Linked DNA regions of Homo sapiens: region 2 is linked to region 1. Evidence: chromatin loops called from intact Hi-C (ENCODE). Cell type or tissue: heart left ventricle. All regions are shown on one strand. Links, peaks and the distances in the headings refer to the core of each region. The heading gives the core; the rest is flanking DNA. Region 1 overlaps CARD8-AS1 (CARD8 antisense RNA 1). Region 2 overlaps PLA2G4C (phospholipase A2 group IVC).

Region 1 (7,040 bases), core at 1,683-4,182:
GGGGCCTTCGGGAGGTGATGAGGTCATGAGGGTGGAATCCTCATGAATGGTCTCAACGCCCTTAGAAAAGAGACCCCAGAGACCTCGCTCCCGCTTTCTACTGTGGGAGAATGCAGCAAGAAGTCAGCCGTCTATGAACAAGGAAGCAGGTCCTCTCCAGGCACTGAATGTACCAGTGCCTTGATCTTGGACTTCCCAGCCTCCAGAACTATGACAATAAATTCTGTTGTTTAAGCTACATGGTCTATGATACTTTTGTTAAAGAAGCCCAAAGTGACTAAGACAGGCATCAAACAATATATTGTCCTTTGTGATGGATCCTTTCACTTTGCATAATGTTTTCAAGGTCTATCCATTTTATACCACATAACAGCACCTCCTTTGCTTTCATGGCTGAATAATATTCCACCGTATGGAGACACCACGTATTCTCTGTCCATTCAGCAGACGATAGACATTTGGGTGAGTTCCACTTTGGGGCTGTTATGAAAAATGATACTGTGAATATTCAGGTACGAATTTCCATGTGGACAGATTATTTCCTTCTCTTGGGTGCATACTTAGGAGTGGAGTTGCTGGGTCATATGGTAACTCTATGTTTACCCTTCAAGGAACTGCCAGACTGTTTTCCAAAGCGCCAATTTCCATTCCCACCAGCAGTGTAGGAGGGGGCCAGCTTCTCCATATCCTCACCTATAATTGTTATTATGGGCCTTTTAAAAATGGCCATTCTAGTACGTGTAAAGTGATATCTTATTGTAATTTTTGAAGATTAATTTTTATATAGTGGTAAAAATAGATATTATTAATAGCATTGTAGACACTTTGGATAACAGAAAAGAAAATTAGTGAATTACAAATTGCTCAAAATCCAAACACCCATAAATAATCCATCTTAACTTTTTGACTATTTGGTTTTATTAAATATATTAAAATGGGGTGACCGGGCACGGTGGCTCAGGCCTGTAATCTCAGCATGTTGGGAGGCTGAGGCAGGTGGATAGCCTGAGCCCGGGAGTTCCAGACTTGCCTGGTCAGCATGGCGAAACCCCATCTCTACTAAAAATACAAAAATTAGCCGGGCATGGTGGTGCACGCCTGTAATTCCAGCTACTCCAGAGGCTGAGATAGGAGAATTGCTTGAACCCAGGAGGCGGAGGTTGCAGTGAGCTGAGATCTTGCCACTGCACTCCAGCCTGGGTGACAGAGTGAGACTCTGTCTTCAGAACAAAAAATAAATAAAAAAAATAGTGTAATACTCTGCCTATTTTTTAAAACGAACTATTTGTATCCAAGGAATGCAACTTAATTTTAATAAATCAAATTGTGTTTAACACTCACCATCATACAGCACTCCACTGTCTCACCATCCTCTCTCTGCAATATTGTTTCAAGCATCTTTAAACAGACAAGTAGGTTTACCATTTCTGGTTGCAGGGAACTAGTGGGTGCACCTCTGAATCACCCACAAGTTGATCTTATCCATAGATCAAGTCTTAACACCATCTTGGAACAAAGCCCTACAATTTTGTTTGTGCGATTACAGTGTGTCCAGCATAGTGTGGCCTCAGACTCTGTGCTGTTTATTTAAGATGCTGAAAAAAAATGCGTGACCAGATCAGTTTCCATACTGAGTTGAGCTCTTCACAATTACTATTAGAGATTTACAGATCAAAACAAGAATTCTGGGCAGATACATCAGGCTCTTGCTGTGACATTGCACGTAATTCTGTCAGTAGACAAGGCTAGAGAGGGTATACTTTTATATTATATTACCACATAAAACAAGCTGTAATTATATCTCTGCTACTGAGCAATGCAAAACCAACTCCTAATAAGCACCATATTAAGACTAACAGTAAAGCTGCTGAATGAAATTCACAATTTCTTTTGTGGTAGTTTTTGTTCTTTGTTTGCATCTCACTATTGTTATATAGTCACGTCATTTTGAAGTTCTTCACAACTTAAGAAGAAAGTGTAACAATTGAATTAATTATTCAAAGTTCACTTTGGTTGCAATATTTTGGTTTGTTTTTATTCTGAGGGAACTGGCCATTTAATATTGGAGAGTTCTAAGTTCTTTTTTGTTTTTTTTAGACGGAGTTTCTCTCTTGTTGCCAAGCTGGAGTGCAATGGCGCGATCTCAGGTTCAAGCAATTCTCCCGTCTCAGCCTCCTGAGTAGCTGGGATTACAGGCATGCGCCACCACACCTGGCTAATTTTGTATTTTTAGTAGAGACAGGGTTTCTCCATGTTGCTCAGGCTGGTCTTGAACTCCCGACCTCAGGTGATCTGCCTGCCTTGGCCTCCCAAAGTTCTGGGATTACAGACGTGAGCCATCGTGCCCAGTCTGAGAGTTCTAAGTTCTTAGAAGGTGGTTGTGTTTACCTACTAAAATTTTATTGGTAGCAATAATCATCTAATGGAAATTCAGAGAAGTGATTTTAAAGATTTGAATTCCAAAACCCTATACAAACGTTTTATTTTACCACCAATGAATTTATCTGCAACACCTGAGTTGTGGGGCGGAAAGCCACCCAGGTGCCGAGGCGAGAGACCGAGGGCACGAGCTGTTCCAGTATAATAAAGAAAATATAGAAAATAAGAATAGTTATACTAGATCTAGATCATAGATATGATTATATATGAATATCATTAATCATTAGTTTGTAGCAATTACCCTTTATTCCAATGTTATAATAATCCTCGCTCTACAATCATAACCTAGGAAAAACCAGGCCATACAGAGATAGGAGCTGAAGGGGCACGGTGAGAAGTGACTAGAAGACGAGAGTGCGAGCCTTCTGTCACACCCAGACATGGCCACTAGAGGGCTCCCTGGTCTAGCGGTAATGCCGGCGTCTGGGAAGGCACCTGTTACTTAGCGGACCTTGGTCTAGCGGTAGCGTCAGTGCCTAGAAAAGGCACCCGTTACTTAGTGGGCCAGGAAAGGGAGTCTCTCTTTCCCCGGGGGAGTTAGAGAAGACTCTGCTCCACCGTCTCTTGTGGAAGGCCTGACATCAGTCAGGCCCGCCCGCAGTTATCCGGAGGCCTAACCGGCTCCCTGTGATGCTGTGCTTCAGCGGTCACGCTCCTGTTTCACTTTCATGTTCCACTCTGTACACCTGGCTCCGCCCTCTAGATAGCAGTAGCAGAATTAGTAAAAGTACTAAAAGTCTCTGAAATGCAGAAATAATGGCATAAGCTGTCTCCTCTCTCTCTCCACCAGGGCTGCCAAACAGGGAGGGGCCCCCTGTCCGGTGGAAACGTGACTCATGTGACCTTATCAATCATTAGAGATGACTCACACTCCTTACCCTGCCCCTTTTGCCTTGTATCCAATAAATATCAGCACAGCCAGGCATTCGGGGCCACTGCTGGTCTCCGCATCTTGGTGGTAGTGGTCCCCCGGGCCCAGTTGTCTTTTCTTCTATTTCTCTGTCTTGTGTCTTTATTTCTACGATCTCTCGTCTCCGCACAACGGGAGAAAGACCCACAGACCCTGTAGGGCTGGCCCCTACACTGAATGTCTGTTTATTTATATGCATAATAATCAACTCACATGTTCCAACTGAACAAACCAAATATTTCTATCCAATTTTCAATAAAAATATAAAAATCTACATATTTCATGTGTTTATGTTTGTTATGTCTCTCACAGCCTGCAACAAATTTAATTTAGCTATCCTCTGAACTACAAGCTTCCCTTTGTTGTAACGAACACTTTTCTTTTACTTAAGTATCGTTATTCCAGAGTTAATATAGTATGCATTCAAATTACTTCTTATTTAGTATTATTTTACCTAGTACCATTATATATTTAATTTTTTCTCATGAAGCCAGGCACAGTGGTTTGTGCCTGTAGTCCCAGCTACTCGGGAGGCTGAAGTGAGAGGATCCCTTGAGCCCAGGAGTTTAAGGTCGCAGTGAGCTATGATGGCACCGCTGCATTCCAGTCTGGGCGACAAAGCAATACCTCATTTCAAGAAACAAAATGGAATCTTTTCCTTATAAGAATCTTAAAGAAGGTGTACATTATCTTGGCTAACTTTCTATAGGATTAAGTGGAAGTTATTGAGACTTGGTCTACAGTCTTCTTTTTTTCATGAGTCAAAAAGCATCTCTCACTTTAGTTACACCTGTATTAGGAGAGTTATGATCAATTACAGCAGTTGTAGTTTCTGAGAACTTGGATAAATACAAACCTGAATTACACAGAATTTATGTAAATCCAGATATTCAAAAATGAGAAATAATGTAATATATGACCAAAGTAATATCAAGACAACATACAATTAAATCACTCAACAATTACTGGGAATATGTATCAAGGCAAGAATTGTAAAATTCTACCTGGTACTTCTGAAATGAACAAGGCAATGAGAAATAACAGTTTATCTTGTCTATTACTGAGTATCAATGAAAGCAATAAGGTGAACGGAAAAGTCCATGCAAACTCCATTTTCAGAATAACGAGGAGACAGATAGAATTCACAGATCCACATGTTTCTCACTGGCTGACAAAACTGTGTTAAGTCAGGGTGAAGCATAGCGGAGGAACAGGGAGGAAGTGCAGAGTGAGAAAACATAAAGAAGTCAGGAAGTGCCAGAAGAGTAATTTCCTGTGAGTAAAGCCTCATACTCGGTGATTTATCGATAGAGTTTGAATACAAGAGCTGTGAGGTCTGGGCAGTTGGAGTGGAGGCTGAGCAGGAGATAAATGTGGTAGAGGCGGTGTGGTTGGGAGATCCTTGAAAACAGAGAAATGCCCTAGTATGGCAGAGTACAGAAATACTACAAAAACTCACTTGTAGAAAGAACATTCTGCATATAATCAGGCATGGAACGGTCCCATGCATTCCATAATAATTAAGAAAAAGATATTGGCAGAGCATTGCTTAAAGGCACTGCAAGAAAATAGGTGAGAAGACCAGTAAGTTTTATTTATTTATTTTATTATTTTATTATTTGTTTTCGAGATGAAGAACAATCAAAGGAAAATGATGGACGGAAATTAACAATCATTCTTGGGCGGGGGGAAAAACTCCACCCACAATTCCTAAGTAAAAAGGGTTACACACATTCTCGGCATAATAAGTCTCTCTCAGGCCAAATGTGTTCATGTGAACACTATGAAGGCATTCCAGCTGAGGTCAGGAAAATACCAAGTATGACCTTCCCTATTTAAGTTAAAATATTGGAAGCTTATTCCAAAATATTGGAATAAATTTGAAATACAGTGATTGAATGGAAGGACATTAAATTATAACTCATTAGACATGTTATTTTACTCTATAGACAAACACAACAAATCACCTGAAATAAGCTATAAAAGATAAACCAGTAAGTTAGAGAAATAATCTTTTTTTTTTTTTGAGATGGAGTCTCCCTCTGTTGCTTAGGCCAGAGTGCAGTGGCGCAGTCTTGGCTCACTGCAACCTCTGCTTCCTGAGTTCTAGTGAGTCTCCTCCTCAGCCTCCCAAGTAGCTGGGATTACAGGCATGTGCCACCATGCCTGGCTAATTTTTTTTGTATTTTTAGTAGAGATGGGGTTTCACCATGTTGGACATGCTGGTCTTGAACTCCTGACCTCAGGTGATCTGCCTGCCTCAGGTTCCCAAGTGCTGGGATTATAGGCTTGAGCCATTGCGCCTGGCCAGAAGAATCTTAATGTACAAAAATGAATAGGTTTTTAATACAACAGACTATCCCAATTCCTTGAAAGAAGAAAATACACCCATTAAAACAGAAACTATGGTGCCTAGAATTAAACTGCACAAAAAACTACATGACCCATATAATTTTTTTATGTTGAAATAATTTTAAACATGCAAAATTAGCAAAGATTCATATAAATCCTCAACCAGCCTATCCTGATGTTAGCTATATATATAATTGTATTATATGTATAATAGTTGTTATATATAAAACTGTATATATACATTTATTGTATTATAATCATATATATACATTTATTGTATTATATATAATATACAACTGTATATGTAATTGTAATATAATAATTATATACATAATAGTATATGTAATACAAGTATCCAACCAGGAAATTGATGTCAACGTATCTTACCATTACCTAATGTGCAGACCTTATTTGAATTTTGTCAATATTTCTCTTAACGTCCTCTTTCTTCTCCAAGATCGAATCGAGGATCTCACATTGCACTCAGTTGTTATGTCCTTAGATTCCTCCAGGCTGTGACCGTTTCTTATTCTTCCCTTGTCTTTTGTGATTGTGACACTTTTGCTGAGCATGGCCAATTATTTTACAGAATGTTTATCAATTTGGATTTCTTTGATGTTTTCTCACGATTAGGCTGAGGTCATGCATGTTTGTCTTCTGTGTTCAGTCAATATGCCCCATCCTTTTTCAAATATTTCTTCATGTTCTGGCGTCAGAATTTGTTCCAATGTTATCTTATATATTCCTGCCCCAGCCCTCGAAGTAACCATTTCTCCACAGATACTTCAAAATAGTATTTAGAAACCAAGGCCGGGCACAGTGGCTCACGCCTGTAATCCCAGCACTTTGGGAGGCCGAGGCGGGCTGATCTCGAGGTCAAGAGACGGAGACCATCCTGACCAACATGGTGAAACTCCGTCTTTACTAAAAATACAAAAAATTAGCCGAGCGTGGTGGCATGCACCTATAATTCCAGCTACTCGGGAGGCTGAGGCAAGAGAATCGCTTGAACCTGGGAGGCAGAGGTTGCAGTGAGCCGAGATTGCTCCATTACACTCCAGCCTGGGTGACAGACGGAGACTTCATCTCAAAAAAAAAAAAAAGTAATATTGATTAAAAATCAAATTGCATGAGAATGCATAGCAGGATACCAAGCAAATACAACTTTTAAATATTACAGAAAATGATATTTAAAATACAAACCAAATACATAAATCATGCAGGCGGATTAAGACGTTTCTGGATAGTGGTAACAGCTGAGAGTGGCTGGATGAATTCCAGAGAAATTTCATATATTGCTTCAATTTTATTTAAAATATACTATTACCTATGTCTTAGA
Region 2 (6,679 bases), core at 406-2,905, 150 kb after region 1:
CTTGTTGAGAGATTGAAGCCACATTCATTTACTTTTTATTTATTTATTTAGTTTTGAGACAGAGTTTCACTCTTGTTGCCCAGACTGGAGTGCAATGGCATGATCTCTGCTCACTGGCACCTCCACCTCCTGAGTTCAAGTGATTCTCCTCCCTCAGCCTCCTGAGTAGCTGGGATTACAGGCGCCCGCCATCATGCCCAGGTGACTTTTGTACTTTTAGTAGAGATAAGGTTTCACCATGTTGGCCAGGCTGGTCTCCAACTCCTGACCTCAAGTGATCCTCCCACCTCGGCCTCTTAAGGTGCTGGGATTACAGCCATGAGCCACTGTGCCTGGCCTGAAGTCACATTCATAAGACAAGGTTAGAATCATGAAGGTGCTGGAACTTTGCTAAAGAACAGTCGTGGGTTGAAGAATGACCTGCCATCCCTTAGCTTCCTTTTCTATATGTGCTCCAGAGTCACGTAACCAGGGGTCGCATGATTTATAACTTCCCCAGCTACTTCTATAAATAATATCACTGTCGTGAAACACAGAACTCAGCTTTTTAGTGGGGTGTGGTAGCTAACACCTGTAATCCCCACTTCTTGGGAGGCTGAGGCAGGAGGATTGCATGAGCCCGGGAGAATGAGACCAGCCTGGGCAACATAGTGAGACCTCAATCTCTACAAAAAAATTAAAACTTTGCCAGACGTGGTGGTGCATGCCTGTAGTCCCAGCAACCCAGGAGGCCAAGGCAGGAGGATTGCTTGAGCCCAAGAGTTGGAGGCTGCAGTGAGCTATGATTGCGCCACTGTAGGGACCAGCCCTGCAGGGTCTGTGGGTCTTTCTCCCCATGTGCGGAGACGAGAGATCGTAGAAATAAAAACACAAGACAAAGAGATAGAAGAAAAGACAGCTGGGCCTGGGGGACCACTACCACCAAGACGCAGAGACCGATAGTGGCCCCAAATGCCTGGCTGCGCTGTTATTTATTGGATAATAAGGGGCAGAGTAAGGAGTGTGAGTCATCTCCAATGATTGATAAGGTCATGTGAGTCACGTGTCCACTGGACAGGGAGCCCTTCTATGTTAGGTAGCCAAGGCGTAGAGAGAGAGGATAGCTTATGTCATTATTTCTTTTATGTTCTTTTCAGAAAGATCAAAGACTTTAATATTTTAATACTTTCACTAATTCTGCTACTGCTATCTAGAGGGTGCAGCCAGGTATACAGAGTGGAACAGGAAAGTGAAACAGGAGTGTGACCACTGAAGCACAGCATCACAGGGAGATGGTCAGGCCTCTGGATAACTGCGGGCGGGCCTGACATCACTCAGGCCCTCCACAGGAGGCGGTGGAGCAGAGTCTTCCCTAACTCCCCCGGGGAAAGGGAGACTCCCTTTCCTGGTCTCTAGGCACTGACGCAACCGCTAGACCAAGGTCCGCTAGGCAATGGGCATCTTCCCAGACGCTGGCGTTACCCCAAGACCAAGGGGCCCTCTAGTGGCCCTATTCGGGCATGACAGAGGGCTCACACTTGTCTTCTGGTCACTCTTGACCTCAAGTGATCTGACTGCCTCGGCCTCCCAAAGTGCTGGGATTACAGGCATGAGCCACTGCTCCTGGCAATAATGTTTCGTTTTGTTTTTGTTTTAAAAAAAAGAAATTGTCTTTGAGATAGTTTTCAGAGTGAGCATTTTGGCAGACCAAGAGCTACCACCTGGTCCTGAGACCCGCTCCCAGGAACTGACTCAGCTATACAAAGATAGTTTTGGACACACCTGTGATTTCATCCATAGCCGATCAATTGTTCCCTCAGCCCCTTGCCCACCAAAGTTTCCTTAAAAAACCCTAGTCTCAGGTCGGACGCGGTGGCTCGTGCCTGTAATCCCAGCACTTTGGGAGGCCAAGGCGGGTGGATCACCTGAGGTCGGGAGTTCAAGCCCAGCCTGGCCAACATGGAGAAACCCCATCTCTACTAAAAATACAAAAATTAGCCGGGCATGGTGGTGCATGCCTGTAATCCCAGATACTCAGGAGGCTGAGGCAGGAGAATCGCTTGAACCCGGGAGGCGGAGGATGCAGTGAGCCGAGATCATGCCAATGCACTCCAGCCTGGTCAACAAGAGGGAAACTTCATCTAAAGAGAGAGAGACAGACAGAGACAGAGACAGAGGCAGAGAAAGAGAAAGAGCGAGGAAAAACCCTAGCCTCCAAATTTTCAGAGAGACGCGCTTGAAATATTTCTCCCATTCTCCTCGCTTGGCCGCCCCTGAGATTATTAAACTCTCTCTCTTTGCTGCAACACCTGCTGTTCGCATTGGTTTTGTCTGGGCAGTGGACAAGGAGAACCCATGAGCCCGTGACAGTCCCAGCCCTCCCCCACTGTCTTTGCTAAGCCCAACAGTGGGCACAGGACTAAGAAGAGCCATTTCTTTGGCAGGAGGACTGAGAATTTTCTGACCGCAGTGCACCATGGGAAGGTAAGTCCTCTTAGAGCTGACCACTATGGGGAAGCAGAGCATTTGTGTAATGGAATGCATAGTGAGTGTCAAGAGGTGAGGGCTGTGACAGTTCCTCTCGCTTGGTGGAGATAGATGGAAAGAGCTGAAGGTTGGGCATGGTGGCCCATGCCTGTAACCCCAGCACTTTTGGTGGCCGAGGCAAGAAGATCTCTTGAGCCCCAGAGTTCGAGACTAGCCTGGGCAACATGGTGAAACCCTATCTCTACAATAAAAGAAAATATTTTTAAAAATTAGCCAAGCATAGTGGTACACACCTGTAGTCCAAGCTACTTAGGAGGCTGAGACATGAGGATCACTTGAGTCCCGGTGTTCAAGGCTGCAGTAAGCTATGATTGCACCACCGCACTGGTGGTGGGCAACAGAGCAAGACCCTGTCTTATTGTTGAACCGGGGAGGTGGAGGTTGCAGTGAACTGAGATTGCGCCACTGCACTCCAGCCTGGGCAACAGAGCGAGACTCTGTCTCAAAAAAGAGAGAGAGAAAGAGAAAGAAAGAAAGAAAGAAAGAAAGAAAGAAAGAAAGAAAGAAAGAAGGGAGGGAGGGAGGGAGGGAGGGAGGGAGGGAGGGAGGGAGGGAGGGAGGGAGGGAGGGAAAGAAGGAGGGAAGGAAGGAAGGAGGAAGGAAGGAAGGATGGAAGGAAGGGAGGGAGGGAGGGAGGGGAGGGAAGGGGAGGGAGGGAGGGAGGGAGGGAGGTATGTCACCATGTTGGCCAGGCTGGTCTTGAACTCCTGGGCTCAAGTGATCCACCCACCTCACCCTCCCAAAGTGCTGGGATTACAGGTGTGAGCCACCGCGTCTGGCCCCAAAATTAACCATTTTGAAAAGTGAATAATTGACTGGCATTCAATGCATTCACAGTGTTGTACAACCATCACCTCTATCTAGTTTCAGAATATTTTCCTCACCCCAAAAGGAAACCATGTACCCGTGGGCTGGTGGCTACCTGCTTGGACAGCCCAGTTCTAGGTCAAATTCTGTGTTTTATCCCTTTTCCCTGTGAATTTTCTGGACTTCTTTGTGTTTTCTCCTGGGAAGCTCTGAAGTTTCCATAATTCCTGGGCTCCAGAAAGAAGAAAAGGCGGCCGTGGAGAGACGAAGACTTCATGTGCTGAAAGCTCTGAAGAAGCTAAGGATTGAGGCTGATGAGGTAAGTGAGGGGAGGAGGGTGGCCCCAGAGATCCCAGAATCGCCCCCTCTGTGCCCAGTGTCCAGGGCCCAACTCAGCCAGGGAGAGCTGGACCGAAGGATATGAACTTCTATGGGATAGAAATAGAAGGATATGAACTTCTATGGGACAGGCATTGCCCCTGCCTAAGGGAGATCCTAGGTCTCCTCCTTCTCCTCCTCCTCCTTTCTTTTTCTTTTCTTTTCTTTCTTTTTTTTTTTTTTTTTTTTTTGAGACAACGTCTCGCTCTGTCACCCAGGCTGGAATGCAGTGGCATGATCTTGGCTCACTGCAACCTCCACCTCCCAGGTTCAAGCTATTCCCCTGCATCAGCCTGCTGAGCAGCTGGGATTACAGGTGTGTGCCACCACACCCAGCTAATTTTTGTATTTTTAGTAGAGATGGGGTTTTACCACATTGACCAGGTTGGTCTTGAACTCCTGACCTCAAGTGATCCACCTGCCTCGGCCTCCCAATGTGCTGGGATTACAGGCGTGAGCCACGGTGCCCGGCCCCAGGTACCCTTCTTCTTGTTCCCACCTCCATCCTCAGGCTCTAAACCTCTGATCGATTTTCTCCCCAATGCCTAGGCCCCAGTTGTTGCTGTGCTGGGCTCAGGCGGAGGACTGCGGGCTCACATTGCCTGCCTTGGGGTCCTGAGTGAGATGAAAGAACAGGGCCTGTTGGATGCCGTCACGTACCTCGCAGGGGTCTCTGGATCCACTTGGTAAGCATCACTCATGTTTCAGATTGCTTTCTGACACATAAATGGGATTATTTTTTTCCTCCTGACACCAAATGTGTGTGGTTTTTTCCAACGCTGCTTCTCGAGCTCTCTGGTACTAGCTGGGTGTCCTACAATTCTGAGCAATTCTGACGCTGGCTACCTGGAGTTCACATCAGATTCCACAGGTGAAAGGGGCTCAGTCCCAAAAAACTGCTCCCACTTCAGACACGAGTTGCAATTACCTAGCCGCTGGTGCTTCTGACCGACTGGCAATAGTTTGGGGTTTCCCACAGCTTCCGCCTCATGTTCAATAATTTACTGGAATAGCTCACAGAACTCAGGAACACACTTTACTTACAATTGCTGGTGTATTACAAAAGATGGGCCAGGTGTGGTGGCTCACGCCTGTAATCCCAGAACTTTGGGAGGCTGAGGCAGGAAGATCGCTTGAGTCTAGGAGTTTGAGACCCAGGCGGGGCAACATAGCAAGACCCCATCTCTACAAAAAGTGAAAAAATTAGCCAGGCGTGGTGGTGCATGCCTATGGTCCCAGCTACTCAGGAAGTTGAGGCAGGAGGATTGCTTTAGCCTGGGAGGCTGAGGCTGCATTGAGCTACAATCACACCACTGCACACCAGCCTGGGTGACAGAGAGACCCTGTCTCAAAAAAAAAATTTTTTTTTTCTAAAAAAGAAAATTCCAAGGGTTTTAGGAACTCTGCACCAGGAAGCAGGGGAAAACACCAAGTATCTTTCTTTGCTACACAAAGCCATGGACAAAGCATAATAATACTACCTTCTGACATTAAAGGAGGATTTACATGTTCAGGTGCACTTTTCACACTGCAGGTGGATAGAATACAGCCCTTTTAACTTATCAGCCTCTATGATAAAGTATTGCATTAATCCGTGTAGGACTGTCTCATTCAGGAGGCCCCAGATGGCAGGTATGAAACACTCATGTCTGCATGTTTGTTGCCAAGCCCAGGGCAGACATGACTAATCGATCTTGGCACATTTTCAGAGCAGGAGGTAAGGCTAGGCAGAGCAGCAGAGGCTCGAGTGTGAGATAGGCAGGGCAGAGGCATGAATGTTGAGCCTGGCTGGCCTGATTTGTTTTCATTTCTGTGCTCAAAGTTTGATCTGGAGCTGGGTTCTGAGCTGGATGTGGAGGATGAGGTTCCTGGAGGCGACAGCATGAAGAGCAGAGCTGCAGAGCTTGGGAGTGGGAAAGGTCCTGCAGAGTCACACCGGACCCCTCTATTCCTCCAAGGCTCATCTAACATGTTGAGTGACATGGCGTGGGGGTTTAGCTGTACTGCACATTGCAGAACTCCAGGGGGCGCTATTGAGATAGGAACCCCATGATTTCTTCTGGAATCTTTCCGAGACTGCTGTGGTTAAAAAGGCAGGCCTGGCTGGACACAGGGACTCACACCTGTAATCCCAGTACTTTGGGAGGTCGAGGTGGGAGGATCTCTTGAGCCCAGGAGTTCAAGACCAGCCTGGGCAACATAGCAAGACCCCATCTCTACAAACAACAACAACGAAAGCCTTATATTTCAACAGCTTTGGGTTAGTTCCTGGAGCTGTCCTTTGTGGGCTGTTACGAGCCCAGACATACTTCTTTGTGCCTTGGTTTCCTCCGCTGTTGAGCATTGTAAGTGTGGACGATGAAGACTGGGAAAGGATGTGTGTGAGGAGGTCCTTCACAGGAACGCCTGCCTCATGGAGAGGGCGACACACAGAGGAAATGGAAAATTTACATGAAATAAATATAACTGCAGAACGGTCAAGTTCAAAGGAGCACTCAAAATCATCTGGGACAGTCCTTCCATTTCACAGGCAGGAAAATGAGAGCACGATGGGAGAAAGGCCTCATCAGAGTCAAATGTTTTTTGCAGCCAGCATTTATTAAAGGTTTACATGTGACAGCAACAAACTGTGCTGATCTCACAGGGCTGTTTGAGAATTAAATGATGAAACACATGCAAATCGTCCCAACCTGAGCTATCAAGTAGAGCTATGTAACATGAGCCACATCTATTCTATCATTTTAAATTTTCTTTCTTTCTTTTCTTTTCTTTTTTTCTTCTGGAGACACAGTCTTGCTCTTGTCGCCCAGGCTGGAGTGCAGTGGCGCGATCTTGGCTCATTGCAACCTCTACTTCCCAGGTTCAAGTGATTCTCCTGCCTCAGCCTCCCAGTTAGCTGGGATTACAGACGCGTGCCACCATGCCCAGCTAATTTTTGTATTTTTAGTAGAGACGGAGTTTCCCCGTG

What was found. Peaks named below come from ENCODE experiments on the same cell type or tissue, not always from the same donor. Only the 100,000 strongest peaks of a DNase experiment are listed, where the experiment ranks them.
Region 2: it touches region 1 in a loop (5-fold over the local background); 50 of 110 quality-filtered maps call a loop at or near these places.

Annotation. Positions count from the first base shown.
Region 1 is chr19:48,256,098-48,263,137 of GRCh38, reverse strand. CARD8-AS1 (CARD8 antisense RNA 1) reads right to left here. Exons shown (of 2, transcript NR_040599.1): 2 at 4,944-6,787. It overlaps ZNF114-AS1 (ZNF114 antisense RNA 1), which reads left to right. Exons shown (of 3, transcript XR_936008.4): 3 at 1-238. Among named protein-coding and RNA genes, the nearest start is that of CARD8, 3.7 kb to the right of the region's middle. RefSeq lists a silencer at 2,851-3,031 and an enhancer at 3,004-3,203. In heart left ventricle, for the core only: a CTCF peak has its summit at 2,792 (motif pointing right); DNase peaks (open chromatin) are centred at 2,847 and 3,237; H3K4me3 peaks cover 856 bases; H3K27ac peaks cover 837 bases.
Region 2 is chr19:48,102,306-48,108,984 of GRCh38, reverse strand. PLA2G4C (phospholipase A2 group IVC) reads left to right here. Exons shown (of 17, transcript NM_003706.3): 2 at 2,424-2,463; 3 at 3,541-3,652; 4 at 4,261-4,397. The coding sequence starts at 2,456. Among named protein-coding and RNA genes, the nearest start is that of PLA2G4C, 5.2 kb to the left of the region's middle. In heart left ventricle, for the core only: a CTCF peak has its summit at 1,495 (motif pointing left); a DNase peak (open chromatin) is centred at 1,454; H3K4me3 peaks cover 506 bases.